Regions from separate parts of the Mus musculus genome. Here regions 2 and 3 are each linked to region 1. Evidence: chromatin loops called from intact Hi-C (ENCODE). Cell type or tissue: heart. All regions are shown on one strand. Each heading gives the region's core, and the rest is flanking DNA. Links, peaks and the distances in the headings are about the cores only. Region 1 overlaps BC049352 (cDNA sequence BC049352). Region 2 overlaps Fxyd6 (FXYD domain-containing ion transport regulator 6). Region 3 holds the start of Fxyd2 (FXYD domain-containing ion transport regulator 2).

Evidence for each region. Peaks named below come from ENCODE experiments on the same cell type or tissue, not always from the same donor. Only the 100,000 strongest peaks of a DNase experiment are listed, where the experiment ranks them.
Region 2: it touches region 1 in a loop (7-fold over the local background); 30 of 42 quality-filtered maps call a loop at or near these places.
Region 3: it touches region 1 in a loop (8-fold over the local background); 28 of 42 quality-filtered maps call a loop at or near these places.

The regions. Positions count from the first base shown.
Region 1 is chr9:45,217,072-45,227,352 of GRCm38, reverse strand. All of the region lies in intron 1 of BC049352 (cDNA sequence BC049352), which reads right to left. Among named protein-coding and RNA genes, the nearest start is that of Tmprss4, 18 kb to the right of the region's middle. In heart, for the core only: a CTCF peak has its summit at 5,602 (motif pointing left); a DNase peak (open chromatin) is centred at 5,602; H3K27me3 peaks cover 502 bases.
Region 2 is chr9:45,382,831-45,393,111 of GRCm38, reverse strand. Fxyd6 (FXYD domain-containing ion transport regulator 6) reads right to left here. Exons shown (of 8, transcript NM_022004.6): 2 at 3,065-3,124; 3 at 2,440-2,478; 4 at 2,261-2,335; 5 at 1,515-1,551; 6 at 848-897; 7 at 387-436. The coding sequence starts at 3,119. The coding sequence ends at 408. Among named protein-coding and RNA genes, the nearest start is that of Fxyd6, 18 kb to the right of the region's middle. In heart, for the core only: a CTCF peak has its summit at 6,335 (motif pointing right); a DNase peak (open chromatin) is centred at 4,321.
Region 3 is chr9:45,403,869-45,414,149 of GRCm38, reverse strand. It overlaps Fxyd2 (FXYD domain-containing ion transport regulator 2), which reads right to left and starts at 8,060. Exons shown (of 6, transcript NM_007503.4): 1 at 7,984-8,060; 2 at 6,006-6,044; 3 at 5,776-5,850; 4 at 4,601-4,637; 5 at 4,417-4,447; 6 at 3,872-4,158. The coding sequence starts at 8,020. The coding sequence ends at 4,423. In heart, for the core only: CTCF peaks have their summits at 1,628, 2,225 and 5,632 (motif pointing right); DNase peaks (open chromatin) are centred at 1,649, 5,639, 6,259 and 8,279; H3K4me3 peaks cover 744 bases; H3K27ac peaks cover 446 bases; H3K27me3 peaks cover 3,885 bases.

The DNA.
Region 1 (10,281 bases), core at 741-8,740:
GATAAAGAGAGCCAGAGTTCTAGACTAGACACACGAGGGACACCCAATATCATGCCACCTCAGGAAAGATGGAGAGCCTGCGGAAAAGATACTGGGGAATAAAGCCCCATAGATCCTGGTCAGGATGAGAGGGGCCAGAGCTTAAGTTATTCTCTTCCACCTACAACCTCAGCCTCAGGCTGAGAGCTGGGGCAACAGATAGGGCTGATGAAATAGCTCAGCCTTTTTAAAAAAGATTTATTTATTTTATTTATATGAGTACACTTTAGCTGCCTTCAGACACACCAGACGAGGGCTTCAGATCCCATTACAGGTGGTTGTGAGCCACCATGTGATTGCTGGGAATTGAATTCAGGACCTCTGGAAGAGCAGCCAGTGCTCTTAACCGCTGAGCCATCTCTCCAGACCGATAGCTCAGTTAAGTTCTTGTTGCATTGGCATGAGGACATGAATTCAGATCCCCAGCCCCCGCATAAAAGCTGGAGCCACAGTATGTATCTGCAATTCCAGCTCTGGAGAAATGGAGACAGGAGACTCGCTAACCGGTCAGTATACCCAAATTGGCAATCTCCAAGTTTGGTGAGAGACCCTGTCTCGAAGAGTAAGATGGAGAATGACTGAGGAAGGCACTCAACCTCTGGCCTCCTGACACATGTGTAAGCATATGCACACACACATGTGCACACATACATGGATACTTATGCACGCACATGCACAAAAGGAAGATGAAATAATTGTGTCCCTAATTACTACGTGCTTTGGCAACTAAACATTTTCTTAAGCTAAGCATGCTTACCCCCATGTGGCGACAAGCACAAGATGTGGTAGCAACTGGAATTGTCAACAGCAGCCCTTAGACACCAGTTGCCCAGGGAGCAGGGAGAGGCTTAGCAGAGTGGTTAAACACACTGAAGCAATGTCATAGGAGCTCCTAGCCAAAGGTGGCCCAGCGGCGGTCTTAAGTGTGAGCCTGATACACTGTCTGAAAGTAACGTCAAGGGAAGCTCTCATCTTTGCCATCTTAATTTACATTTTGCATGTGTGCTTTATACAATGGTTGCCTCTATCAGTGTGTAAGTACAAAAGTAACTTGTATATGAATAAATATTACAATACACACTCAGCATCATTTACTGATGGGAGACACAATCTAAAAGGCTTAGTGACAGTAAGACCGTAGTCCTTGTTCCTTGTACCTGCTTAGATGCCTGTCCACACTTCTCTGTGTCTTCCAAGTCTCTCACACCGAATGCTGAGAGGACACTGGGAGCCATCGGGGGAGCTGGTAGCACTGAGCCTAATGCACCCTCCACCCCATGCTGGGCTGGAGTCTCTGGGAATCCCAGGTTTCTTGGGAGTGGATACAGAGATGCTCTGAAGGGAAGGCTTGGGAGGACCTTTCTCTCTGCCTCAGCTGTATCTTGCACCAGCTGCACAGGTTTTAGTGAGCCACTCTAGACTTCAAGCTCATCTCCCCTAGATGAGTGAGATGTGCCTTAAGGTATCATGATGATGATCATCACGTGAGATAAAGGAAGACAGAGGTGTTGAGGGATCGTGAAGCCTCTCCCTTCAGGGGCAGGCGTGGAGCTAAGGGAAGCCCCACAAGCATCATCAGCATTTAGACCTAAAGGAGGCTTGGCAGCCTGAGAAACCCATGCTGAGGGGCCTACCCCAGCCTGAGCCTGCATCCACTTGGCTGGACCAAAAGTCACACACACACACACACACACACACACACACACACACACACACACACACACATGAACATGGCCAAGGTACCTACTCTTCTCCCTGTGCCTGCCGCTGTAGTAGACAGATACATTTGAGCTCCACAAATCTCATCTTGGCTCCGGCCATAGGCAATGCTGAGCCGAATTGTATCTGCCTCATGCATTTCCACCCCACACCGGTACCCAGCCACTCACATCAGCTACCAGCCATCCCTACCATCCTCAGATTCCTACATCTGTGGGGGAACCTCAAGGACAAGGGCACCATCACCCTTAGATTCTTCTTGGGGGTCCCCACCAGATCTTAGACAAGAGGACATGCACATAGAGATGGGCACCCATTCAGGGCACCCCAGGGTCCTCCCACCTCACAGGCAAATGCTGCCTCCCGCCCTTGCATCCTTATCTTGGACCCAGGCTGCTTCATGCTTCCTTGCTGGAAACAGAACAAGCCAAGGTTGCTTTGCCTGGCCACAGAGCCAGGAGCCTTGGGATCTCGGGATCTATTCGTGAAACATCTGGAAAGTCTTGACTACTTAGAATGCACACACTTACGCTTCCTATCACCCCAGTCACCTTGCTGCATTCTCAGCCCCAGGCCAAGGCCCCCAGCTGGTCTCCCTAGGCGATTTTCCTCTGAAGAGCATCTAGAGAACATTGACTCATTTGTTGGTTAGTCTCCAAGGGCCCGAATGAGCTCCTGCCCCTGTGAAGCCAGAGAAAGGGGAGTTTGCTCCAGGGTTTGTGGGGCTGCATGAGGGAAGGTGAGGCAAGCTCATCTTTGCCTTAATCCAGGCCCAAGAAGGAGCCTTGTGGGTCAGAAGCATCTGCCCCTCCCCCCATGGCTACTGCACTCACTGCAGAAGCTGCACACGATGACAAGCCTCTATGGCTTCTTCTGTAGGGCTAGATGGTGCCTCTTCCTGTGAAGGCTTCTTCCTGAGGTAAAGGTTTCTCACGCTCGAGCACACGGATCATCCACCCCACCCCGTGTATCCTCTAGCCCAGTCCATCCATGGCACGCAGAGCCATTCATGGATGCTGAAGTAAGACCTTAGGGCCAACCACGCCCAACTCAACAGTGTCTAACACAACTGAATGCTCAGTGCTCCCGTGGATGACAGCCCCAGAATCTAGAAGACGCTAAAATCCAGTGCTGAGCTTCTGTGTCCAGTGGAAATGCAGCTTTTACTAAGTGAGAACTCACCCTAGTTTCCAAGAAGGACCAAATGAAATGAGAGACAGACAACACTCCAAGGACCAGGTCCACCGGATCTGTACACTTTTCACTATCAGAATACCAAAGCCAGGTCACCTGTGGTTTCACCCCCAGGGTGACACTCAAGCCAGGCAATCTGGGCCTAAATACTGCAGGGCTGTAAATAGGAAGCCAGGGCATCTGGGGAGAGGGGATGGTGGGTGGAGCAGCTACCTCTCATGAGTAAGGCTTAATTCAATGCCCAGCCCTGGAAATACAAGGAGTCTGTGGTGTCATGTAATGGTAGAGCGCATGCTTAGTGGGCCCCAGCCAAGCATTCGTTTCAAAGCCAATCCTACACCTATGGGAAGACATTAGAGTCTAGCTGCTCACTGGGATATAAAGCATGAAAGTGGCTGGAAGATGGGGAAATTCTAATCACCTATGTGTTACTGTGAATGTTAACAGGAAGTCTTGGCCAGATTCAAGTTCCCTTGACCAACGAAGGTTGCCCTCTGCCCGAACTCCATGTGAAAAGTCATTGCCACCCACCTCCCATCATCCCTCTGTCCCTCTTCATCTAGAGAGCATTCCAGATACCAAATTCCAGAGTCCTTCCTTCTACAGCTACTCCAGGTTCTAAGAAACTCAGGCAGGAAGACAAATGGGAGTGGTGGGGGATGGGGGGTGGAGCCAAACTGGCAAGAAAGGAGGCTAAAGGCAGGCCGGAGCTCCTAAAGGCAGCCAGGAAAGTGTGCAGGTTGTGCCTCAGATGCTGAGCAAGGTTCAACATGAGCTAAGCTAGGCTGCAGGCCCTTCACTCTCATGGACATTTTAAGCTCCTAGATATAATTATATATTTATTCTTGTTCTAAGAGAGCCTCTAACGACTGGGTAAATATGATGAACATTTGTCATCTCAGCATTCTGGAGGCAGGAAACAGGAAGATCTTGAGTCTAAGATCAGCCCAGGCTACATGGTGAGTTTCCAGGCCAGCCTGAACTATAAGACCAATTTCTATCTCAAAAATGTAACCGCTGGGGCTGGAGAGACAGTCCAGTCGTCAAGAGCGCTTGTTGCTTTTGAGGAAAACCTAGGTTTGGCTTCCAGCACCCGCATGGCGGCTTTACCAACACTCACAGCTCTAGTTTCAGGGGATCTGATGCCCCCGTTGACCTCCTTTGGTAGCATACACATGTGGCACACATAGATGGAGCTAACATACAGAACACACACACATACACAAAATACAAATGCATAAATCTTACATTTTTAAACAACTTTTTAAAATTCCAAATCACAGAGGCCTCAGGAAATCTGGATCGATGTCCCCTCTACACCTCTAGGCAAAAACAACCATCTCTCCCTGTGACGGTTAGCAACATTTGCCGATCTCACGTGATCCAGAATCATCTGTTAGACACACAAATGTACATCGGGTTGATTGCTATAGGAAGACCCTGAATGTGGCCAACGCATTCCACGGGATGGGTTCCTAGATTGAATACAGAGAGAAAAGAGGGCTGGGAGACGGCTCAGTGGGAGAGATGTTTCCTGTGCAAACTTGGGGACATGAATTCAGATCCTCAGCATCCAGGGAAAATAAGGAAGAAGCAATAGAGGGAGATGCGAGCACACACGCGCGCGTGCGCACACACACACACACACACACACAAATACACACACACACACACACACACGCACTCTAAACACCAACATCTCCCCCCCGTGGATCTTGACTGCAGATGTAATGTGACCAGGCTTCTCACCGTTCTCGCTACCATGACTCCTCCACCAACTATGGCTTCTCAAACCATGAACCAGAATAAAGGTTTCCTTCCTTAAAAGGAAAGGCCTTGGTCTTTCCTCAACTGTGTCTGCTGTCACAACTAGAAAGGTAATATACTCTCTCACCCTATAACCCTCTACCCTGCAGCCTCATCCCACAAACACTGCCTGGCACTGTCCTGTCATACCCAAGAGGACGGGCCAACTAGGCTCCTACTTCAAGGCCATGGCCTAGGGTATGGTCCTACCTGTGCTCTTGTAACCTCCCCTCTAGTTTCCCACTGGCCTTTCAGGGCCCCCAGCACATCCTGCATTCAGCAGGAAGCCATCACTCAAGTTCCAGAGTCAACAGTGCCATATTCAGCAGCCCCCTGTCACACACAGATGCTGTACCTGGAACTGCGGGTTTGGGACCCACCTGCCTTCTCTGGAGATGGATTTACCCATGTCTGTGTGCCCAGAGCCTGTCTCTCCAGCTCAAGGCAGAACCCACTCGGGTTCAGGGCAAATGTTTCTTGGATGCAGTAAATGCCCAAGCAGGGCTAATTCTGGAGACAGTGACTGAAAAGTACAGAGGGCAGTCCTGAGATCACATCACAGTGGCTGTCATACTGTAGCCATACTGTCTCTGGTTGGAAGAAGATACTGTGCTTGACCTGATCTGGGCAATTCACGTTCCTTCTTGAAGGCAATGCTTTCTCTCTACTTTCTATGGTTGCCCTCTGCCCCATAACATATACACAGCCATTTCCTTCTGTCTCCCTTGGCTCTTGAAGGAACATGAGCCACGTTCTCACTGCAAATATCTCACTGTAAAAATCTTACAAACTTTCACACCACAGCACGGAAGAACACATTCCTGTGAGCCGTGCGCCCCCTAGTGGCAGAAATGGTTCCTTTTCCAACAAGGGAAGGGCTCTTGGAAGGCTAAATGGTAGAACCGCTTATGTAATTGCCTCTTCAGGCCAGTCCTAGCTTGTTGTGTGTTTATTCAATTGTCATACACTGTTGTTTTGCCAGACAGACAAGAAAAGGAGGCCCAAGAGTCACTACAGATCTCTGGTAGAGAAGACAAACAAAGGGAGAGTCTCTTCCAGAGAAGTGTGACACACCACTTAAGTTAAAGGGAGTCTGAGAACGCTGCAAGAACCCTGATTTGGGGGTACCACTGAGAGGACTCCCTGGGATCACATGACACTATTGCTATGCTCACATCCATGTAACTGGGTAACAGTTCAGCTTCCACACGCGGGGCCCGCTGTGGTGGGAGGTAATTGTTCCAGAGTCAGAGTGTTGTGGTTCAACTGTGATAAGACACTTTGCAAGAAAATGGTGGAGTTTCTCCAGGGGCCTAGAAACCAAACCAGGAAGGGGCTGAAGTTAAGAGACCAGAGGAGTCAGGAGACCCAGTTCCTTCAGAGGAGAAAATATAGTTGTAACAAACGACGAGACCAGAAAGGAGAAGAAATGGACGACAGACCACTGAGCATTGAGTTTTGCGAAGCCATGAGGCCATTTTGTGAAATTAAATGCAAATTTTTAAAAAAATCAATAGCTATACTCAGCATCAATTCACCTACATTCATAATTTGATAACTGGCTCCAGAATCAGGCTAACCACAGGCATGAGAGTAAACTCTGTTGGCGCCAAGGAAGTAGGGCAGCTAACTGTTCTACATAAGTAGAACGTGTCCTACAGTCATTTAAAAGAATTTCCAGGCTTGGGGGGCTGAGGCAGGAGAATTACAAGTGAAGGATCTGCCTTGGGTATCTCAATAAGACCCTGTCGAGAAATAGAAAACAAAACAACAACAAACAAAAACAAACAGACAAACAAAAGACTGTAGCTCAGTGGTAGGGAGTTTGTCTTGAGAGGCCTCTCAAGTATGTGGGGCAGCTACTCTGTTGTGGGACTATTCTGTTGAAGCAGGAAGTTACTGTCCATAGCACATTTTTGGCTCCTACTCAGCCCTGGAGACTTCCTGTAGCCCCAAGGTGATCCCATACCCCTTGTGCCAGTTCTGCCCCACCTTGTATTGAGGTTTCTCCTCTAAAGCAATATCAACTCTGGTATTCACCCCAGGGCCAGGTGTATGGGAGAGTCCTGGGTTGGGATGGGTCCTGGGTGGAGTGGGCGTAGGCAGATCTGGATAGTCAGGTGGCCAAAGCATAGATACACAAGAAATTCTGGAGTTCTGGATAGGAGGGGCCCAGCGAGGGAAGAGGACTGTGCCAGGGGCTGGACTTGGCACACCTAGTCAGAAACACACTTTATGAACATTTGTTCACTCAGAGTGTGAGGAAACATGGGGTGAGTGCCTCTCTCCTGGAGTAAGGGCAGAGCAAATAAAGGGTATGCATGCATGGCAGAGTACATGGGCCCACCTGGAACTCCAGGGATAGACACTAAATATGTCCTCCTGTTAGGGTAGCCTGTAGGGACCAGGAAGAAATGAGGGGAAGGTTCAGCAGGTGAGTGTGCTTGCAACCAAGCCCAAAGACCTGAGTTTGATCCCCAGAACCAACATGGCAGAAGGAGAAAACCAACTTCTACAAGTTGTCTTCTGACCTACACATAAACACACACACACACACACACACACACACACACACACACACACACACACACTTCAGAAAATGGTTGGTGCCGTCTCCTTGCCAAATGGAAACCAGCACTCTCTGAACCCCTTTGCTTTCTTGGCCCTCAGTTAGAGCCCACTGCTTAAGAGGGAAGCCAGAGTGAGCCACAAAGGGGCAAGAAAGGCAAGTTACAGTCAGGCTGGGAAAGATAGCAGGTCCGGGACAGAGCAGGATGAGACCCACCCCAGGCCAAGTATTATCTGGGTTTGCCCAGGGCTGATGTATGTCATGCAGTCTCACTGAATCAACCGGCACTAGTAAACTCTTCTTTGGTCCAGTGTGAGGATCTGTAAAAGCCAGCATGGGTAACTAAAATGACTTTCAAAATCCTACCATCCTACAAAGACTGCCTAGCCCAAGACAGGTGTGGGACTTCTTATGCCCAATAAATACAATTCTCCTGCACCAGGCCAATGTGAAGTAAGGTGAGAGGGTCACATTTGGAAAGAATGCTATCCTGTGTGACCTGATGCTTGTAAAGTGGGTGTCACCTGGGGAGGGTGTAATGATGTCTGACTGTGCTGACAGGAAGGGGAATAGCACACAGTAGGTGACTCCATCCCTGCTGCTTGCTGAGAGATAATTTCTCTGTTCTGGGACTGTGACAGACTTTCAAACTCAGCTCAGAATGTCTAAAGGGTTCGGTAAGAAATTGCATGAAAGGATGTCTCCATAGCAACACACTACACAACTAATGGGCCACCATCTTTAAAGACCTACAGAATACAGGCACCAGATGCAGTGGGCCTCTGGGACCCTTCTTAGTATGATTCCCAGTGTGGGTCCATCTCTACTCCTTTGCTACCTCACCTAGAAAAGCAGAGTAGATTCCCTGAGTCCTGCCTCACTCCAGGTGTAGGTGGGATGCTGGGATGCTGGGATGCTGGGATGCAAGAACCCAGACAACTGCTGGGTACCAAGATCCATGATGAGCAGAAATGGTGAAGAAAGCTGAGGCCTTTCTCCACAGTGAGATTCCCAGTCTTGTTTCCATATTGAATGAGGATACCCTCTCTCACGTCCCTGTCTCCCCAACAACTGCTGGTGCTAATTAAAGCCATGTTCTAATAAAAATATCAAATAGGATTCATCAGCCTGGAGGTGTTCTGTCTTTTTCTGCTTCAGCCCATGTTGCAACGAGTAGGTCAGAGGCCTGCCTGCCACATGAAGACACTGGTCACCCCTGAGCTGCCAGATCTCACAGCCACTACCCAAACCTCCCAGGGTCCCAGCAATGACAGTAGGCAGCTCAGTCAAGCTGTAGCTTCTTTGCTTTGCAACTGGGAACCAAAGGAAGCACAGGGGCTTCATCCATCCAAGCTACACACACATACACACACACACACACACACACACACACACACACGAACACACACATGCACAAACACACACATACACACACACACGCGCACACACACACACACTCACGCACATGCACACGCACGCACACAATCATCCCTCTCCCTCCGTTTTTCTCTGAATGGCCAAGTTTGTGCTTCCAAATTAATTGCATGTAGATTTTTGGTTTTTCATATTCTGTCCTCTAAATGCCTTCACGCTATTCTTTATGTTTATTTTAGTTGGCTTCCCCTTCTCCCAAACCCTTCCTGCCTCACCATATAGCCCTGGCTTGCCTGGGATTTTCTATGTAGAGAAGACTGGCCTCAGACTCGCAGAGTGTTATGCTGGGATTAGAGGTGTGGGCCACTATGTTTGTCCTCCTATGAGCCTATCTTTATTTCTAAAGCTTTTTAACCTTTTATGCCTATCTATATTACTCTTCCATTTCCTTCCCAAATAAAAATTGTAAATGAGAATTAAGATAACCACTGACCTTCATTGACTTCACATGCCTTCCACCCCACACACATCTGGACAGAGGTTTAAGTAGATGTCTTTGGTGATCACCTTTGGAGTCATGACTAACCCATTTTCAAGATTATTCTTATTGCATTTGCTTATTTTGCATGTGTGTGGTGAATGTGCACCATGGTATAAGTACAGAGGTCAGAGGAGGACTTTCCAGAGTTTTGCTTTGCTTTGTTTTTTTCCTAATACCGTGAAACACGAGTTCCAGAGATTGAATTCAGTTCAGCAGATTTGAAGGCTTATACCTTTTGCCACTGAGCCATCTCACCGGTTGTTCTTTTGTTGGCCAAGCCCCAAGTAAACTCTGCAATCCCCAGAACCCCATTTAGAAAAGCAAAGCAGGATGCAGGAGAAGTGCTTCTCCCTGGTCAGACACCTCCCCCTGCCCAGTCTTGGCAGCTGGACAGACCCGCCCCTTCTCCACCCATCTCATCCCTGCCTTTTGCTTTGCATATCTTAGTTTTGACAATGGCAGCAAGGATATTCCCAGCCCAATTAGTATTTCCCAATGACACTGGCTTGGAGCCCCAAAGATAAGTAGCTTGAATCATCTTCACAATGGCTTGGTGACTCGGAAGAGGAGAACGACATAGGGTAGCTGTACTTGGTGGAATATGGGACTGGTCCCAGTGGTCTGGCTGGGATCTGGAGATCTAGACAGACACCACCACTGACCCCTAGCTCCTGTCTTTCCTTCAAGGGCTTCCATCACCAGGACCCTGCTCCAAGCTAGCTACAAGACACCCAGAAGCCTGGCGGAGTGAAAGACTCCACCCAAGGTTCTCCTAACCTGACTCAACCTGTTTACCTTCCTCCCCAATCCCACTCTTCACCTCTGTTCACCCCCAATTTTCTCAGTAGCACAGAAACCCCCAGGCAACAGAACCCCCACCCCCAGCATCCTGGAGCCCCCGACATTTCACTTGTTTTCCAAATGTAGGCGAGCCAGCTCTCTCCTTGTACCATGGGGGTTCCAGGGATTAAACTCAGGTCATCAGACTTGAAGGTATGCACCTGTGGCCACTGAGACATCTTTCTCCCTGCTACCCTGG
Region 2 (10,281 bases), core at 1,064-9,063, 170 kb before region 1:
GTATGATGTGTGTGTATATGTGTGTGTGTGTGGTGTGTGTATGTGTGTGTGTGGTATGATGTGTGTGTGTGTGGTGTGTGTATGTGGTATGATGTGTGTGTGGTGTGTATTTGTGGTAGCTGGGACAGTACTGTATGAGCCTGACCCAAGGCTGGTTGGCAGCTCTGATTTCCTATGCTGTTGTGTTTGGATAAAGGACACCTCCGTGTCTCTGTGACTGAGCAGTGCACTGTTCCGTTCCTCCCCCGCCTCTGAAAGACACAGAGGAGCCCACTGGTAAGAAAAACTGAGTGCCATGAAGAAGTCAGCATGATGCCCCTGCCCAGGCTCACTGAAGGCCGTGGTGAGACGGCAGGAAGCCAAGCACAGAGAGAGAGAGCACCTACCTTCACGCTGGAGGCTGCACCTCAGTTCTCTGCCTTCTGGGGCTCCGCAGCTGGAAGAGAAGGCAGATGGATGGCGTGTGAGGCCCCTTACCATGTTCCATGATGAACCCTCACTTATGGCTGATACCAGGATTGAGGATCACTAAGATGTGGTGTCGGTCCTCGACGGTCACTGGTTACAAGAACTTAGGTGATGATGGCCCTCGTGGGGCTTAGCACACGTGGAAAGATGGAGCCTGCCTGGCGGCAAGCAGGTGCTTTGCATACAATGATGCATCTGTGGTTCAGATGAAGCGCTAACATCACGTAGGTACTGGGGGTACTGGGAACCCTTTCCTGGCACCTCAGAGGCATGTCTGCTGAAGCCCAAAGCAGCTCATGGCGCCTAGAGTCCCTCCCCACCCCCAAGACTATAGGAAGACACCCCCCCCCCCCGCCCCACAGCCTTTCACAGCGGTTACCGTTTGTAGTGATGAGGTTCTCCACCTGGGCCTCTTCGTCACCTGGAGCCCTGTGACAAGCAGAGACACACTGTCACCAATGTCCAGGGCAAACCACAGAGTATCCCCCATTCTCTGTGGATAGCCCAGGAACCTATTCCTTCCAACCCCACTGAAGCATTCAAACACTCTACCATGGGATGTGTAGGGTGACTGGAGAACTTATGGGCCCTTCAGTGTCTGCCCCGAGGTGGGGTTTGGGTGTGCCTGCCACCCAACTTTGGCTTCTGAGGTCCATGGCCACCATGGCTGTTTTAATGAATGGGGTATAACTTATACGGTGTAGAAAGGAGGCCAAGTGTCTACACAATGCCCAGAGCCTCAGGAAAAGATAAGAAGCAGGCCCAATGTCTCTGCCCTGCACCACAGAGCGGCCATCGGCTGCTACCTCTCTCCTAGCCAGCCTCCCTGTCTCCAGGGCCTCTAAACAAGGTTCCAGAACACTCCTACCCAGGAATTTACATCTGAGGCTGCCCCTCCATATTATGACCTCTGCTTTGTTTTAAAGCCACTTGGAAACCCCCCAGATTCATACCCCAGCTCCCCACATTCTCTTTCTGAGACAAAAGAACACCCACGGGGTTCACTCCACAGACCTCTCCCTGTCCGATAGCCTCAGCACCCTTACCTGGGCTTCTGATTGAAACTGCACTTGCACCTGCGACCTGAAACACAAAGAAACCATCCAAGGTCACGACTCCAGCCTCAGCTCAAGGCCAGGCTCCAGGCCTGAACACAAAAGACCTACCGCCGCCCCCTGCCCCCCCCCACAGTTGGGTCTGGATATTTGATCCTCACTGGGTGCTGTTTGTGGGAGGGGGAATCTTTGGGAGGTGGGGCCGAGCTAACCAAAGTGATTTGTTGGGGCAGGTCTTGGAGGTGGTAGCCACTTTTGGTTATATCCTGAGCTTTCTGCTTCCTGGTCTGTCTCAATGTAAACAAGCCACATGTGTCTGCTATCACAGACCAAGCTAGTTCACTGCCTTCCCACTATGATGAACTTTGCCCTTTCATACCACAAACAAAAAAAAAACAAACAAAAAAAAAAAACACAACGCCACAGCTCGTGTAGGGGAAATGCACAGGGACACATCTCTAGGAGCACGGCGAGAACAGCATCTGACTCCTGGGATGGCCAGCCCCCTGCCCTATGGATGCAGTCTGTGGTTCTTGGCTATGTCTGTTCTCACTTACATTCTCTGGCCATGCCTTCCTTGTTTTCCTGAGCACGTACTACATGGCCAGCCCTGTATTGATCCTGGAGATACTGTGGAGAGGCAAGACTGTGCCTTCTCCTGTCCCACAGACAAAATGGCTAGGCTTGTATACTGTCCCCATCTGTCTAGCAGCCGTAGAGAGAAAGGACACACTTACTGAGGATGAGAAGTATCCCAACGGAGAAGAGGACCACAGCAAACACCAACCCCCCAATCCTCAGGGTCTGGTAGTCTGCAAAGGGAGGAGAAGTGAGAGGTGGGAGAGAGGCGGGGCCAGGAGGTCACGCCGGCCCCTCCTGGATGGGACCACCCCCCAGGGCTGCTGAGCTCACTCACCGTAATAGAAAGGATCCTTTTCTTTCTCCTTCTCAGCTGCTGGGAAAGATGTGACATGGTCAAGAGGAAGACAGCCATACTTCCTGTGACTTCTCACCTGCCCCATAACCTCTAGTCCCCACCAAAGAGTCCTTGTGAAGGGGGTTCACTGGGCAGAGATACTGGAGATCATGGAAGATGGGCTAGCTGGGCTTGGGGGTCCTCGCCTGAATTAGAGTCTTTGGGGTCCCGGGCTCACATTATGTCTTTCATTTCCTCCAAAAGACCAGGTCTATTATCATCTAGTGACAAAGGGGGAAACTGAGACCAAGGGGTGGGGGAGGCTCGTGACCTGCATATAAAGTCAGGATGGATTAATTACAGTCTAGGCTACAATTCCACAGGAGCCCAAGGTACCTGGAGAGATTAACAGAAGGATTGCTGAACCCTTGTGGGAAACAGTGGGAGAAGGGCGTGCAGGGGGGCCCTGAACTAGGATCTGTTTTCCTCTGCTGACAGTAAGAGCCCGTGACCAGATGTAAAGTGGCCTAAGATCTCAACCCTAATGTCTGAATGGGCCAGAATCTTCTGCTGGAAAGGGCTATGTCTGCCAGTTTGGCACAGCAAGGCCCTAAAGGATTCTTACCACTCGCCAGGACCACAGGGGCCAGCAAGCTGCAGAGGACCAGCACCGTCTCCATGGTGTCTGGGGGTAAAGAAGCAAGACATTACTCCAGGGACAGAAGACCTTCCTCGGTAAGCCGTCACCCTGACAGGGCCTCGTCCTAGCCTGAGCTGTATGGGGAGCTTGTGTGACCTGAGGCCACTTCAAATCTCCGGGACCAATGCCACCTTATCAGGCTCTCATCAGACTCTCAGAGAGCTCTGTGTGGCCAATACTATTAACCCAGATGAGTCAGGACACTTAACAGGCACTGTGCTAGGTCCACACTGCAGGCCTGGAACCAGAAACTTGCTGATAATTATCGCCCTTCATAGGGGGAGCGGTAGGGCCCAGGTCAGATGACGGCTCAGGGACTCATTAGCGTGGGGCTTCTGGGCTGAAGCCTTGCCTTCCCAAGGGCTTTGGAGATGTCTCACCAGTGTCCTCCTTCCGGGCCAACTTCTGCCTCATTAAGATGTGGGGCCCTGGGCCCAGCTCCCACAGTCAACAGCCCGCCAGAAAGTGTTTTTAAGATATGTTTATATTGTATGTGTGAGTGTGTGTCTATGTGTGCATGTGTGCAGGTGTCCTTGGAGGCTAGGAAGACCAGCTCACGGCATCTCCAGGAGCTGGAGTTACAGGTGGTTAAGAGCTGTCTGATATGGGTGCTGGGAACCAAATTTGAGTCCTCTGGAAGAGCAGTAAGCATTCTAAGCACTGAGCCATCTCTCCAGACCCTAGGAAGTGTTTTTCTATCAGGTGATGGGTGGAAGACTCTTTCTGTTCCCCAAACGCTATCACAAACCCTGATGCCCATATGTGATCTTAGGTGTCCTTCCTGTTGTTTCCTGTTTTCTCAGCTTTCCCTAGAGGCCCCATCTCCTAAAGGTGATAATTGTGTTAAGGTAGTCTGGATAGGGGTTTCTAAGCATCAACCCCAGTCTCTCCTCCCACGGAAGTCACTGACCCCTCTACGTGGATCTCATCAATTTCTGGTGATGAAGTGGGGGACTCTGATGGGACACACCAGGGACATGTATCAGTGGGGTTACACTTGTCACTCTCAGACTCAGAAGACTAATACAGAGTGAGAAGTGAGAAGAATGCAAATCAGGAGCGCCCAAAGCTGCTTAATCTTTTCCATGCAGGGTAAGACGGGCCACAGCTTGAACCTGTCTAGAATGGCCGGTCCCACGCTCAGTCTAACAAGTGACCCTGCTGCCATCTACCAATCAGACACCAGGGGGCAGCAGAGCTTCATCCATGACCATTTCCAGCCAGAGTCCTGTAGGTGTCAAATCATCGCCTGCTGTGTGAACATGCACCTTGCTCTTCTTAAAAACTATGCTTGACCCAGATATCCAATAACATTGCTCAGAGTGATTCTGTGCATATGTAAGTGTTTGGGTGTCTGAGCGGGCGCATGCTCTTGCATGTGGAGCCACAAGGTCCACGTCAGATGTCTTCCTCACACACTCCGTACTTTATCTTTTGAGACAGAGCCTGGAGCTGACAGATTCTGATTCAAGGAGGCCGGCGGGCTAGCTGGCTGGCTAGCTGGCAAATTCCAGCCATCCTTCAAACTCTCCATCTTCTCAATGCTGAGACCGCTGTTAGGTGCCACTCCACATAAGTTCTGGGGATCAAACTCAGGCCCTCACACTTGAGGTAAATGCCTTACTGACTGAGCCTTCTCCCCAACCCCTAATATAGCTTTAAAGAATTATAATATGTACAGGCCCCTGGACTTGCCTTAATCAACTTTGTACTGAAGATTTATCTATGCACAGCTCTGCAGTTAATTCATGTTTAACACCTGGCATTTCATTGTGAAGGCAAACTATTGTGTACTGATCCATTCTCTTGTTGATGGACATCTGGTGTCTTTAACGTGGCATTGCTAACTTTACGTGATAGGGTTATAAACACTCACACCCAGTCTCAAGAGGAACCTGTTTATATTGCAGATGCGGGGAAGGGGGGGACCACTCATTCCTGGACACCAGAAAACATAACGACCAAACGACACTTATGGTGCACGAAGTACTCTCCTGCTTAGTTTCCTTTTAAAGGGAATACGGCTTGGCCCCTTGGCCGGTCTCACCCTGCAGCCTGGAAATGGCGGCCACGAGTGAGCATGGCTCTGAGACCACGGCTTGGGTGACAAACCGTCAGTGCTGCACAGTTAATCACTCTTCACCCGGTCATTCCCCTCCTATCATCCGGCCAGCGCGATGTGATTGATCTGCCACTCCCCATCCAGATCAGTTTGGCATTAATAGATGTCCCAATTTTTGTCAATTTCGAGGCATAAAATGTAGCATTAATCTGGTCACTTAGTAATTGGGTGTTTGACATTTCTGTTTCTTCACAGGTGATAGGATGTTCTTATCTTTTTCCTGTTTCAAATCATTTTTTTCCAATCTTGACATTAAACCTCAGTTATTGAGTATTCCAATATAATATTCCAATATAATATCTCCTCTTAGCCTGTGATTTGTCTTTTTACTTAAGAACTTTTTTTTCACATTTCATTTACTCACTCTGTGTGTGTGTGTGTGTGTGTGTGTGTGTGCGCGCGCGCGCGCGCGCGCGCATGCGCCCCAGCAGGTGTGTAGAGGTCAGATGACATCTTGGGGGGGGGGTGGGAGTTCTCGCCTATCACAGGCATCATGGGAGCAAACCCCAGGGTCAGGCCTGGTGGTAGACCCTGGAGCTCCTGAGCTGTCTTGCTGGCTCTGTCTTTACTTTTAAAAATTGTCTTACAGGGCACAGAACTTCTCAGTTCTAATATGATGATCCTATGTGTCTTTTTAAAGACATTTCTTCACACAGGTAGGCCACATTAAAGGTTTGTTTGTGCTTTGTGTTTTGTTTGTGGTATTAGGTGTCTGGATCTAAGAGACCCTAAGTCAGCAACTGGAGGAGTGCCCAGAACCACAGACATGCACCATTGAGCCCAGCTACACTCAAAACTTGTATTCCACTTGGAACTGAGGTGTGAGGTAGGGGTCTGAATCTTATTTTTCTCCCATTCTGATAACCAGATGTCCCAGAACCACTTGGAACTGCCAGCCACTTCTCGTGGTGTTCCACGTCGCCACCACAAGTCTGGTTTCTGCTTGGCTGTGTGGTTATCTCCCAGCTTCCTCTTTGGGTGTATCGGCTAATTTGTCTCTATGATACTCTCCTTAACTTTCTTTTTTTTTTTTTCAAGATTTATTTATGATTATATCTAAGTACACTGTAGCTGTCTTCAGACACACCAGAAGAGGGCGTCAGATCTCATTACAGATGGTTGTGAGCCACCATGTGGTTGCTGAAATTTGAACTCAGGACCTTTGGAAAAGCAGTCAGTGCTCTTAACCACTGAGCCATCTCTCTAGCCCCTCTCCTTAACTTTCTATGGATTCAATTGCTTTTTGCCAACTGTGGTCTGAACTTATTCAATGAGAAGTCTCAGAAATAAATAATTCATACAGTTTATAACACACAGATCATGGTAAAATCTCTCACTGTCCCAATCCATCCTGCTGCAGAACATGAGTCACCCTTCTGGTCCAACACATCCACACTGTATATACTACCCCTACCTGCCCACCAGTCACTTAGAAGCATCTCTGTTTTGGCACAACTGTTGTGTATCACTGTCCGTGTGTTTAAGTAACCCTCTAACATAACAGACACAGAGTCAAAAAAAAAAAAAAATCCTGTAAGGTGTTTTTTTCAGACAAGAAAATAAAACAAGATACACTGGGGAAAAGCCATATTTAAGAATTGTTCACTCAGGAGGCAGAGGCAGGCGGATTTCTGAGTTCGAGGCCAACCTGGTCTACAAAGTGAGTTCCAGGACAGCCAGGGCTACACTGAGAAACCCTGTCTCGAAAAATAAACAAACAAACAAACAAAAAAGAATTGTTCTTGCCAGGCAGTGGTGGCACACACCTTTAATCCCAGCACTTGGGAGGTAGAGACAGGCAGATTTCTGAGTTCAAGTCCAGCCTGCTATACAAAGTTAGTTCCAGGACAGCCAAGGCAACACAGAGAAACCCTGTCTTGAAAAACAAAAACAAACAAACAAGCTAACAAAAAATTGTTCTTATGGTTTTTTGTAATTGCTCTACATATTGCCGTTAAGCTCTTACTATGCCTAGCTTACATATTAAAATTTATCATAAGTAGATGTTATAGAGAAAACAGTATGCTTAGTGTTGAATCCTAGTTGGTTTCAGGTGTCAGTCATCTACGTGGTCTTAGGGTATATTCCCTCTGGACTATGGTAACGCATTAAATCCTGTATTTCTGTTACTATAGCTTTTTAATAATCCTGTTGGGTTGTAAGAGAGCCTTCCATCTCCTTCTCTGAATCCTTTAAGAGTATGTCCATCCTCTGGACATATACTCAAACACAGGAGTGTGTCGCTCAGCATCACTTAAAACTTTGGGACTTTCATAAGAACTGTCAGGGACCTACCTGGAGGGATTGGGTGAATCTGGCATGTTCCTGATTCCAATTCCTCAAGTGTCATAAATCTTTTGATTCCCCAGGGCCTTATCAATAGCTTCTTATGAAATGCCAAGATACCTTCACATAGCTGTTTCATCCATTGGTACATTGTAAGTTATATTGTTTTTTTTAAAACATTAACGTACTGTGTAGTATGGAGCAAAACAATTGGTTTTTTATCAATTGGTCTTAAATACAGTAATCTTAAGATCTCTCACTTCTAATAATTTACCTGTACGCCTTTGGGTTTTCTCTGTACACAGACTTTGCAAATGATCTTACTAATTAGCACACAGATTGTTTCTACCCCTTGTTTTAGTGCACTGTGTCAGTGAAACGCAGTAGGGAAACAATGGTTATAAACACATGTGCACACACATGTGCACGATTTTTTTTTAAATTACTTACTACTGGCTTTAAATGGAGTTCTAAGGTTTTGAAGATTCTGCTTTAACCCTGGGCTTCCAAAATGCTCGCTTTACATTAATTACGAATAAGTAAGTGATGTCTACGTCCTGTCATGCGAGCAGCCTATTCTGTCTTCCTAGACTACGGCTCTGAAACGTGCTGGGCGTCCTTATTGTGTTCCACAAATCACCGGACTGCTCACTCAGTTTTTCTCGTCCTTGCTTCACTGTGCTACCTGCTGGGTAATTGTTTCAGAATTATTTCCTCTCTCCCTCTAACTGTGCTTAATCTGCTGTTTCGTTCATCCACTTAATTTCCTATTCCAACGGTTGTATTACGTCTGTACGTTCTAGTTGGCTCCTTTTCTAACAGCTTGGTCACTTCATTCGTCTTCCTTGCCCACTCATTTGTATGATCCACTGTTTCCTTCCAACATTTTCCTCACAGTTATTTTATGTTCTGTATCTTTTAACTTCAAAATCCTGAATTCTCCACTTCTGTTTGGTTTTGTTTGTTTGTTTCCTTGTTTTGTTTTTCAAGACAGGGCCTCTCTGTATAGCCCTGGCCTTGAGTCCCGGAACTCACTCTGTAGACCAGGCTGGCCTTGAACTCAGAGACCTGCCTGCCTCTGCCTCCCAAGTGCTAGGATTAAAGGCTCCTAATACCACTGCCACTGCTAGACCTTCCTTCAAAATCCTGAATTCCTGGGAGCATAAATTGATTGGTGGCATCTGTGGTTTTTAAACAGTGATTCGGCTTCTCTTGGGTCCCTCCTAGTGCACACATGTGCATGTGCACATGCACACACACACACACACACACACACACACACACACACACACACACACTACCTTAGTTTAGTAGTCTTTGACTGTGTACTCCAATTTGTTATATTTTAATCTGTGGGAAATTCTGAGGCTGTTTTTCTTTTTCCATGGGGACTGAGAGTGGCCAATATCAAACTAAGACCAGATTAGCCTCTCTCAAGCGTTCTCAGTTCAATGGAGAAGTCATGGGCTTGGATCCTACTCCTGCTGGTTCGGTGCTTATTGGCCTCCAGTAGGCAGCAATGGATGCCGACTGCCGTTCATTCTCAGCAGCTCCGCTTCAATTCAGTTCACACTTTACATAATCATGCGACTTTGATTTCATAGGATCTTAGTTGGGAGATTTATTTCAGTTCTAGAGTTTTAGGTGTTGTTTGGTGTGCAGAAAGGAGTGAGTGGTAGAGGAGCCTCTTTCTTCCTTCATGTGTGGCAGGCCAAGCCCTGTGACAACAGAGCTGGGATCATCACGTTACAGGAGAAAAATTTCTCAATCATTTAAGGAGGGAACTAAGTTATATGTACCTGCTGTGTGTAAAATCTTCCTCCTTCCCTTCCTTCCCCTTTGTCAAATGTATTGCTACCCCCGGATCAAGTTCCATCTCACGTTCCATAGTTAAATTATATCTGGGCCTCAGTCAGAGGAGACCAGATCCAAAAGTAGTTTGGAAGGAGGATAGAACTGACATTAAAAGCCCTCAACTGTGGCTCATGCATACAATCCGAGCACTCAGCAGGCTGAGGCAAGGGGATTCCCATGAGTTCTAGGCCAGGCCAGGATACATAGAGAGACCCTGTCTCATACTTAAAACAAAATAAAACCAATTCTTAGGGACCTTCCTGTGGACACTGGGTCGTAGGTGCCAGGAGAAGGATGGACAGTCTAGGCTTCTTGGCCCACAGCAGAGGAATTACTGGGCAGGTAGAGCCCCTCCTGGAAAAAAAAGACCCATCCGTATCAAGGACTCCAGACTACCAGGTATAGTGCCCACCCATCCACTCTGTTACTCCTGAGAACCTTACAGTCAGCTCCACAGATGTTCAGCTCGGGATAATTCCCATTAAATCCTCCCCAGGGGCAGGAATTCTAGATCTGCAGGGGATACGTAAATGATCAAGATTTTGACCAGGGAGAGACACAGATTTTGAGAACAAAGATCCTGCTATTATCAGTAAGGAGAGAACAGCAGGAGAGCTGAAAGTGCCCACGGAGGAGCTGACACTTCAGCCAAACCCTGAGAGCAGCCGTGATCTCGATAGACAAGGGTGGGGGGAGAGAGAGCAGCAAGAGGGAGCCATGGAAAGAAGGGGCGGCCAAAAAATTCTCATTCCAAGTTCAACTTAATTTGAATCCCATGACACTTCACTCAACAGTGGCTGTCTGCAGGGTCCACCTAGAAGGCATCAGGATGAGGCTGGGTCCACTAGTATATGACATAGGAGGGGAATGTGACACCAAC
Region 3 (10,281 bases), core at 682-8,681, 190 kb before region 1:
ACGTTGACACAAAACCAGCCAACACACCAAGACTCAGAGGATGAGCTGAAGGCTAATACTGGGAAAGGCCTCAAAGACACCCCACCTCAGTGAGCCTACACACCACCGACTCTGCCCCAGACCCCATGCCTGCACAGCCCTCCTTACCCCTATGCCTTCCTCTAAAGCAGCCAGTGTGGTCACTCAACTATTGTTTACTGAGTACATCCTCTGCTGGATCTGGGATGGCCACTAGGGGGCGTGCATGAACTTAGAGGTATGATTCCCATCCTGGACTAGCTAATCCGCTGGGGTCTGGAGTGAGAGTATATTCTGATCTAAGAAAGTATGTCAGGGTAGCAGGAAGGACCCCAGAACAGCCGAGGTCCATTCTGCACCCCCTGTTCCTGCTCATGTCTCCTGAGTGGCTGTCTGAGGGTTCAGGCCTCTCCTGAATAACTTTATTAACTTGATAGTGAATGTTTGGTTTGCAGACAAGAGACCTGAGCTGTTGTTTACTGCAGAGCAGGAATGCTGAGGTCCAGAAGTTTCTGTGTGAGTGCAGACTTGGTTATTGATTGACAGGACTTTCTGGGAGGTTGGGGGGGTGGTAACAGAGAATTCACCATGCTCCATATGATCTTCTTCCTCTACTTCTCCAGGTGCCTTGTGGCAGCCTTTCTCACGTACCAAGCTCCTGTGCTCATGTGGCTGTGTGCATCTAGTTGTGCATTAAGAACACTAACTACCCTGGGCCAGGGAGAGGACTTACTCTAGCTCCCACGTCCCCTTCAGAACCACTGCCCCTTGACTTTTAGACTGGACCTTAGAATTTTCATCTCCTGCTTTGTTTCCCCAAAAGCCAAGTCTGGAGACAGACAGGGACCTTTCCAAGGTCACACAGCAGGCTTGGGGATAACACTGGTAGGAAGGCCAGTTTCTGTTTTCAGGGCATCATTGGTGGCCTGTGGGGCTGCAGCAGCTGTTCTGATCCACCAGCTGCTGCCTGGCTGGGGACTTCCTACCCTCCTCCATCTCCTGCCTGGCTCACCTGGGCATTCCTCCCTGTGACACCAAGACACTCTTCCAGGAAGCCACCGTGAGGAGTTCTCAAAACAGAGGACCAGGTTTAAAGATGTAAGGACAGACAACAGCACTGTGGGATTATGGGACACACTGGGCAGCTCAGCAGGCTTGGAGAAACAAAGCTGCCAAACGGGGCTTTAAGAGTGGCTCTAGCCCCTGACTCCCAGACATGAGGCCCATGACAACTGAGGACCGCCCCCCTCATACACACACACACACACACACACCCTAACCTATGTCCTGCTGCCATCCCCCTTGTCCCTCCAGTGTCTTAATGAAAGCCTGGGCACTAAAGTTCCAAATTCTAAGTAGAAGTTCTTCCCAGCCCCTCAGCTATCCAACTGTAAGAACACAAAGCACTCCCAGTTCCTTGTGCAGCCTGAGACGGAGGGGACTGGAGTCCCCAGAATCTTCTCCCTTGCAGCCTCAGTGTTGCTCTCCTATCACACTTGACTGTGGAGGTTAAGTCGCTGACTCCGAGGCCCAAACTGATCCAGATTGGGACAGCAGCTATGGGATTCACCAGGCGGGGCTTCTAACCCGTATTGACCATCCAACTGCAGTTCCGAGCTTGGCCACCTGGGGTGCTCGTCTGCAGAGAAGCCATTCACGTCCCTGCAGGGGTACTAGTAGATCCCTGAGCAAGGTACTAGGGGAGGAGGAACTCCGTCCTCCCTCTGCCCTGATACCCTCGTTTTTCTGTGGGCAGGGCCAGCAGAGCTACTCAAAGTAAGTCTTTTGGGACACCCACTTCCTCACTGAACCAGTAACCGCTGAGGTGAGGTGAGAGTGATCCCCAAAAGTGCCAAAGTTTTTAGAAAAGTTGGAGAGCCGCGCAAGGAGTCCTCACACTCCAGGTGAGCCAGCCTTGGTCCCAGCTTCTAAAAGGGAAGCCAGGTCCAGACAAGACAGGGCCCCACCCAGACAGACCACTCATCCCAAGATGGAGTCATTGCCCTTACCCTGGGTGCCCCATACTTGGGTAATTGTGAGTTTGGAAGGGAGAATCTGGATATTCGGGATAGGATCATGATGATAACTCGAGCTGTGGGGTCTAAAGCTTCGTGGAAAGGAGCGGTTCAGGAGATCAGCTGTAATTTCAGGTGACTTTGAGTAAGTCGTGGGCTCCCTCTGGTAGTAATAGAAGGAACTGCAACCTAAGACAGCTAGGCTCCTACAGCTCTGTATAAGCGAAGCAACACTTCGAAGACTTGATTTGTATTCTGTAGTTTAGGACAGCTTGGATGTGTAGAAAACCTCAGAGTGACAGGCACCTTCAGTAACTCTCAGCAGAGGAACTTCCTGGATAGTGAAGGGAGATGTCTGGGTCCAGGAGCAGGTCACAGAATCAGAATGTCCGTGGAGCAGTCTCAGCCCAGGTCTGGCTCACTGAGCCTCAGCCCGGGGGGGGGGGGGGGGTGGCAGAGGGCATGGGGATAGGAGGAAGGCTTACCAGTAATCTCATGTTTGTACCTAGATCTACCTACTCAACAAATGGTTAGGCCCAGGTCAGGCAAAGTCCCTAAAGTCTACCTCAAGTGTACCAGTCTGGCCACTTAGAGAACAGAGCAGAAGACGTGGTAGCAGACAGAAGTGACTCACCAAAGACCATTTAAGTGATGGGCTGGTGTATAGAACATTCTGGAAACATGACTCCTTCCATATGGCTCCCACTTCTCTCTAGTGGACCACAGACCTTGAATAATACCTCTTCCCATTTGCCTTGCCCCAGGCATCCAGAAACCCTGAAGAGTTTGTCTCCTCCCCGGTCCTACCTCTGGTCAGACTGGCTCCACCCCAGCTCATTCCTCCCATCCTCCAGGAGGAGCTCAGAACAGCAGTTCTGACCTCTGTTTCAGGGTATGAGGTCATACTTTGTCAGTGGTGTGATACTGAGCATAGTACCCAGACTTTACCTGTGTGCCTCAGCTGACACATGCCCTTCCACCGCAGGCTCCTCTCATCTCCCAGCCCTGACAGAAAAGGCAAGCAGATTGCCACCACTACCTTTCAACATCCCCTTCTATACAATGGCAACAGTCTCTCAAAGGAGTGCCTGCGATCACTTATGGAAGGGTGGGTGGAAGGGTGGGCGGGTGGGCTTCAGAGCCTGGGGCAGTGGGTTAGGACAGAAGGCTTAAGTACCAAGTGAATTGGCCTGTCCACCCTGACTGTGTAGTTCACCCTAACTCAGCCTGTTCCTTTCAGAACAGGGCTCTGCTCAGATACTCAGAGATGTAGCTAAGGAGGCCTGTCACCAGATGGTGCCAGCATCCAGCCAGCCCTCCAGTCTCCTTAGAGATTCCATGGGAATGGAGGGAGAGGGAGTTGAACCTCTGTGAATCTCTGCCCAGATGGATGGAGCTGAAGCATGCAGTAACAGGGGACTCGCTCTCACCTTTACTCCTGACCTAGGGGCAAAGCAAGCCAACATCCAAATAGATGGGCAGGGGTGGGCCCAGCTGGAGTTTCCTGAACCCCACCAACTCAAGGATGGGCTGGAAGCATGAGGTGAGGCCTTTCTGACCACTTACCCTGGACTGTAGTATACCTAGGAAAACCATAGAGCCCATGAGCGTGGCCACAGTCAGCTACTGCCTGGTTGGACAGATCACTGGAGAAGCAAGATCCCCGTGAAAGCTCTGGGGTTTCCACAGCAGCAGCAGCAGCAGCAGCCAGCAGGACCCAGCCCACCCAGTCACCTTCATCTTGACACCTTCAGACTTTGGCAGGGTGCCCAGAAGTCAGGCAGAGGTCTCTGTCCCCAGGAAACTGTTTTCAGGGGTGAATGATAAGCACTCACGGATGACCACAGCGAGCCCGATTTCATTGGCAGTTGCTTATACAAGGATTCATTGAAAACCAGGGGGATGAGGCTACACATGCTCCTCAACTTGGAACAGGGAGTGGGGTGTTAGAGAAGCTGGGGAAGAGAGGAAGTTAAGGATCTGAGGCAGGAGGGGATGACCATGAAGGGGTTCCCAGGATGCCTGGCACTTCCTTCAGCCCATGCTGACTGTGCTGGGGTCTGTGGTGCGCAGCTGGGGAAGGTGGTCATCGCTGGTGCCCATGCACCCGTGGGCACTGCCGGCTCTGGAAAGACAAAGGCTGGGTTTGAGTTGGGAGGGAGGCCTCTGCACCTATGGTTCTGTTCCTGTCCCTCTTATTATCCTCAAGGCCCCCCTCCTCCACAGTGTTCCTACTTCACACACCCCACTTTAGACACCCAGTGCTCGCTTTAAAACATTCATGGGAACAGCCGGCCTGAACCCCCAAATTTCCCTCAGCTTGTTTTATCTTAGTCGTGAGCGTGCTCTCCCCAGCCCTTCACGCCATTTGAAGGGTACATACCTTCTGTCACAGTTCATCTTCATTGACCTGCCTGGGGCGAGGAAGGATAAAGAGGATGAAGACAGAGGGAGCGTGTGTCCGTGCTCCCCCAGATGGAGGACCCCCTCCTCCCCATCGGGGAAAACTTCCCCGCCTGACTTCCTCTCTGCCCCACCCACCTCTTCGGTTTCCTATTGGCACTTACCTATGTTTCTTACCGCCCCCACAGCGGAACCTTTTGCCTTGAAAAGAAAACGTAAAGTTTGATGCCATTTTTCCCCACGGAGACCCCAGAAGAGCTGGTTCTGCCAGGCTTAACCCCCCTCCTCCAACACCATCATAGGGTGGGGTTTGGGGTCCATGTTTTCTCTGTTTATATAAGGGTGGACCACTAAGCAATTAGTCAATCAACAAATAGTCACTGCACCAGATCTGTGCTGGACTGGGGACATGTTGTAAGTGGCCACTGGGACCAGAGTTCGTGATGCCACCAGCTTTGAGAGCTTTGCCTAGGCTAATAATTTCCAACACCCCCCCTCAAAGACACACACACACACACACACACACACACACACACACACCAGATCTTCCAAGAGCCCAGCTTTCATTCAGAGTGGGAGGAGCCAGAGTGTGTGGGAATTCCAGAATACAGGATCCTCTTTGCTTCACCAAATGTCTTTCTGATTGTGATTCTGGTATTTTCTTTTCACTTCAACAAGGCAAGACAACAAGCATCTGCTATTGTGCTTACCAGGGCTCAAGGACAGGTAAGACCATTCCTGCCCCCTAGAACTATTCATGGCTACCTTAGAACCTCCCTAAAGTACCCCTTCACCTCTGTGGCTATCTTAGGATGTTAACCCCAATTTTACTAGACTGTTGGTATTGTCCCCATTTAACAGAGAGAAAATGGAGTCTCCCTGTCTCCAGAGTTAGGATAAGTTAGCGAGAGTCCCCAGGCCCTGGCTTCCATCTCTGCTAGTTTGCAGCAATATGTGGAGGAGTGGATGTCTGCTACACCGAGAGAGCTGCTACAAGTCTCTCCCTGCGAGTCTCACTGTCCATCTCAAACGCTGACAGTGGGGCTACAGGCGGTGTCTCTCAGTGTGCTGAGACTACTCAAGGGATAGGGTGGCTTAGGACGTGGTGTCCAGATGGGGCGGTGCCTGCTCCCCTGGCAGCCTCTGCCCCACAGTTGCCCAGCCAGACTTCCCTCTCCGCTTCCCATCCCACGGCCACCAGGGGGCACACTGAAAGAAGCGGTAGGCTCGCTGTCCTCTGCATATTCCTGGATTCCTCCTCAGGCTGGAGTGTGGGTGGGGACCTGGCAAGTGTCCTTACGGTATGACTTTGGGAAATGCTCCATCTGTCCCCACTTACTGAGAATGATGAGGAGGCCCACGACGAAGGCCAGGCCCGCGAAGATCAGGCCTCCTTTGCGGACGGTTTCATAGTCTTGGAGAGAGGAGACATGCGCAGTGGTGTAGGCACGCCCCCTCACAGACCTCCCAAAGTCCACCCGCGAGGCAGCCCCGCCATGTTAAGAGCAGATAGCAGGAACCCAGGGCTGGAAGCCATCTGACGGAGTAGGCAGGGGAGGACCGGCTTACCGTACTCGAAGGGATTCTCTGTCCCCTTGGCACTGCCACCTGAGAAGAGAGCCAGGGGTGGGATGAGCAAGAAATCACAACCCCAGAGTAGTGGGAACTCCAGAGTTCTCAAACGAACTCCCAGGATCGAGATGAAGAGAAGGCTGGCTAGAGTGACCCAGTGAAGAGGGGACCTGTGAGGACGCCCTAAAGGTTACATCACATGGGCATCATGGGATCAGACGCTGGGCATCTGAATAGAAACCTGCCCTGTCTGAAGGGACCTCAGTCTCCGGAGGGCGTGGTCCTCCCCAGCTCCCAGCTCTGTATCATAACGAAGTCAGGCCAAAAAGCCAACTCCCAGGAAGCCCCCAGAGGCCTCTATTGATATAATTCCACGTCCTCGGGGAAAGGCAATGTCTGAAATAAATTAAGGCGGAAAGCAGAGCCTCTGTGTTCAAGGAACGGGAGAAGGAATCAAGGGCCCACTGGAGTCTTCGTAAGGACACAGTGGAAATGGAAGGCAGAATCAGGGCTTGACTCATCCTAGCTTCTACTCTGCTGTGTCACTGTCCTCCGGACATACTTAACGGGCAGGAGGAGCACTTAGTTTCTGTGCATTCCCGGCCAAAATGGTCTGAGCATCAGCTCGTACAACCTGAGGCACAGTTGTTATTCCCTCTCATCCACAAGAGACTGGGGCACAGAGAGGGTAAGTAAGTCACCCCACAACCACACAGCGAGTAAGGGGCAGAGCTGGGATTTGAACCCAGGCAAAGCGTCACTATGAGTCTACGTGCTAGGCTCCCTTTCAAGTGACATAGAGGAAGAAGACTTTTTCAGACCAAGCTGCCTGCCCCTGGCCCTGCCTCCTGTGGCTCCTTCACCCTGAAGGAAGCCGATATTCTGCTCTCTGCCAGCCTGAGCTCAGAGCACTTACCCTTGGATAGCTGGTAGTACAATGGCCAGCAAAGCTACAATCACACACACACACCACCCCCATTCCCCACTCCATGCCAGCTGTACTCTCTGCTGCCCTGCTGGAGCCCCTCTTGTCCGGGGCCTTTTCTAAAGGGATGAAAAAGTTAACAATTCCCAGGCAACTTTGAACTGTGCCCCTGTAGTGATCAGCCAGCCGCAGGGTCTGGTGAGTCCAGATCCCTCCAGTAGCCAGAGGGGGTCAGTGCTGGTGAACCTCAGGTATGGGTTGTTCAGAAAGGTCAAAATCTAAGGAGAAGCCACAGTGACCCAGGCTCTGCATCCATGCAGAAAGTCTTCCCACACTTCCGTCATGTTCAAGGTCAAATGGGGAGCTAGCATCAGCCTCAGCCAGATCCAAGACAGGACCCCAAACCCCACCCCACCCCCATTTCCCTTTCAGGAAGCATTTAATGAGTCCCTCTTCCACCAGTGTTCTAGGTCAGAAAACTCAACATCTATGGACCGGCAGGGGTCCTCTTGGGCTCCAGGCCTGAGTCTGTGGATTTCAAAACGCTGGGCTTTTCTTGTGACCCTAAGCCTTCTGGGGAAGGCTAAGCTAAAGGGCTGCTCCTCCCATCTCCAACCCCGGCAGCCCCTGACCACTTTGAAATCTTAGTTCTCCATCCAAGATGAGAAAGTCACACTGGGCAGGGCGTGGAAGGCTGAGGCAGGAAGAATGCAGTGAATTTTAGGTTATTCTGGGCTATATGAGTTCCAGGCCAACCTGGGCTACAGAACAACACCCTGTCACCCAGAACAAAGTCACATGTACACACACACGTACACACACACACACACACACACACACACACAAACACACAACACACATAAACACACACACTTCTGATGCTCCAACTTCTGCTATTCTGCTCTTTTTCTGTGGGGGTGGGGTTGAGGATCCCTTCTGAATGCTAATTTTCTAAGAGAGCCACTGGCTGGGGAACTCCAAGGAACAGGAGAGGGAAGGGGTCTAGCTGCCCACCAGAGCCAGTCCCAGGCAGAGTCCTGCCAGTCTCACCACTGTTCGCTGACAGATCTGATATTTCCCCAGCCATCGGGGCTTCTCCACGACGGTCTTCCTGTGGCCTCTACTATGGGGACAGTGTCTGCCGTGGCCAGGGCAGAGGTGGGGGGGCATTAAATATTAACAGTGTCAGGTAATATTTACCCCAGTCACAAGAAAGGCTGAGTGTCCCCAGAGGGGCTCTTGCTGACCCAGGCAAGGGGAGGTATGGGGGGAGCCAGAGGCAGGGAGGAGCTGCCTGAGGTCTCCAGCCCCTCCCAGAGGAAATTTCCAGAGAGCAGGGCTGGGATGGGCAGCAACAGTATTCTTCCATCAGCCGGGGAAGCCGCAGCTGGGAGTGAGATGAGGAAGTGAGAATTTCAAGATGCACTCTCGGTGAAGGGCACATGGGAAGTATAGATAGGGGTCCTGGGTCGGGATGGGGACTTCCAAGTCCCTTAGCCTCCAGAGCTTCCTGCAAGGCCCTGTGGATAGCACCGTGACAGCTTACATTCTCATGGGGCAGTCATGTCTCCCCGCCGTGTTCCTAAGGAGCCCGGCCTGGCTCCCTTCTTACCACAGTCCTGTGAATCTTGGGTCCCCAGCAGGATCAGCCTCAATAGCACTGCTGTCCCTGACAGCCTGTCCTGACTTGTTTTATTTATCCTGGTCCCGAGGCCACCACAGTTAGCCACTCACACCTCAGTCTGAAATCCTCCACCATCCCTGACTAATGTCCTATCCTGATGCCCAACACTCCCTCTTGCGGCTGTCACCATATGCTTATGACTCTTTCAGGAAGAAGCTCAGCTTGATCTTAGGGCTTACAAAGCATTTTCTAGCTGTTGTCTCCCTTTTGCTTTAGTTCCTCTCTTGACATGAGCTATCTGAGGTATGGAGAAGCTGAGGCCCAAGGTCAAACATCCAGTGAGAGTTGAAGACAAATAATGGCTATCCTTTGAGATCCAGGGCTCAAATGCTATGGCCATACCCACCCACCCACCCCCAGCCTGTCCTGCACTCACTGTAACCATCCCCTTGGTAACTATGGTGTGGATTCTGTAAGACCACAGTCTTCTTTGGGTTCCAGATGGTCGACTTGGCCTCCAAGAAGCTAATATCCAACACTAGCAGATGATATATAAATAGATACACAGGTGATAGGTAAACAAGAAATAGATGATAGATAGATAGATAGATAGATAGATAGATAGATAGATACATACATACATACATACATACATACATACATACCTGCATGCATACCTGCATGCATACAAGCTATATAAGTGATAGGTTGATGGAGAAATGATACCAAGATGGATAATAGATTTATGGATAGATGGATAGATGATAGATAGATAGATAGATAGATAGATAGATAGATAGATAGATAGATAGAGATAGATGGATGAGTGCATGCATAATACATATATATACACATACATAGCTACATACATACAGGCATACATATATACATATGCGCATGCATACATACAAACTACATAGAGGATAGCTAGATCTATAAAGGATTTATGAATGGATAGGTGATAGACAGACAGACAGACAGATATTTGCTCCCCTGGTGCAGTCAGTCCTTCTGAGAGGAAGGGCTCCATCTGTAGGTGCCCCTCCATCAATGTCAGGACACTGGCACTCACCACTTGCCTTTGTCATTTGCTTACCTTTCCATTGCCGATTTGTTTATCTCTCCATGTCTATCTTGTCATCTATACAGTGGGCAGGGCACAGGACTCTGGGAGGTTGTGGGGACTGAGATAGGCACTTCAGAATATGGCCTAGGACAGTGGTGGGTACCATTGTTTCTGTACTGCTTGATAAATGGCAGGCATTAGCCTTTTGTTTGCTGGTACCATCGGAGAGCCAGCCACTCCCTGCTAAGTGGTAAGAGCAGAGACCAGCCCTGGCTGGATGGCTTAAAAGCACTCACGCAGCTCTCCCGAGCTTCCGGAGCCCAGCAACACACACTCACACAGAAGGACAGCAGCCCCGCCCTGTGAGAGTCTGCCCCCACACGCCAGGCTCTCAGCACTCACGGCCCCCATCTAATAATCTCCAGTAGTTCCATTTGACAGGTGAAGAAACTAAGGCTGAACATTTGCTTCCCCCAACCACACCTAGAGGGGCTTGTGCCATAGCCCACCAGAGACCCGAAAAACTGAGAGCAAGGGAAGACACACAGAAAGGGAAGAGCAGAGCTGGAAGGTCCAGGTTGCACGATGGCTGCCAAATCTTTTGCCAGGCTTCACAGAATTCAGCAGTACCTCCGCCCCTTATCATGTTACCTTGGTA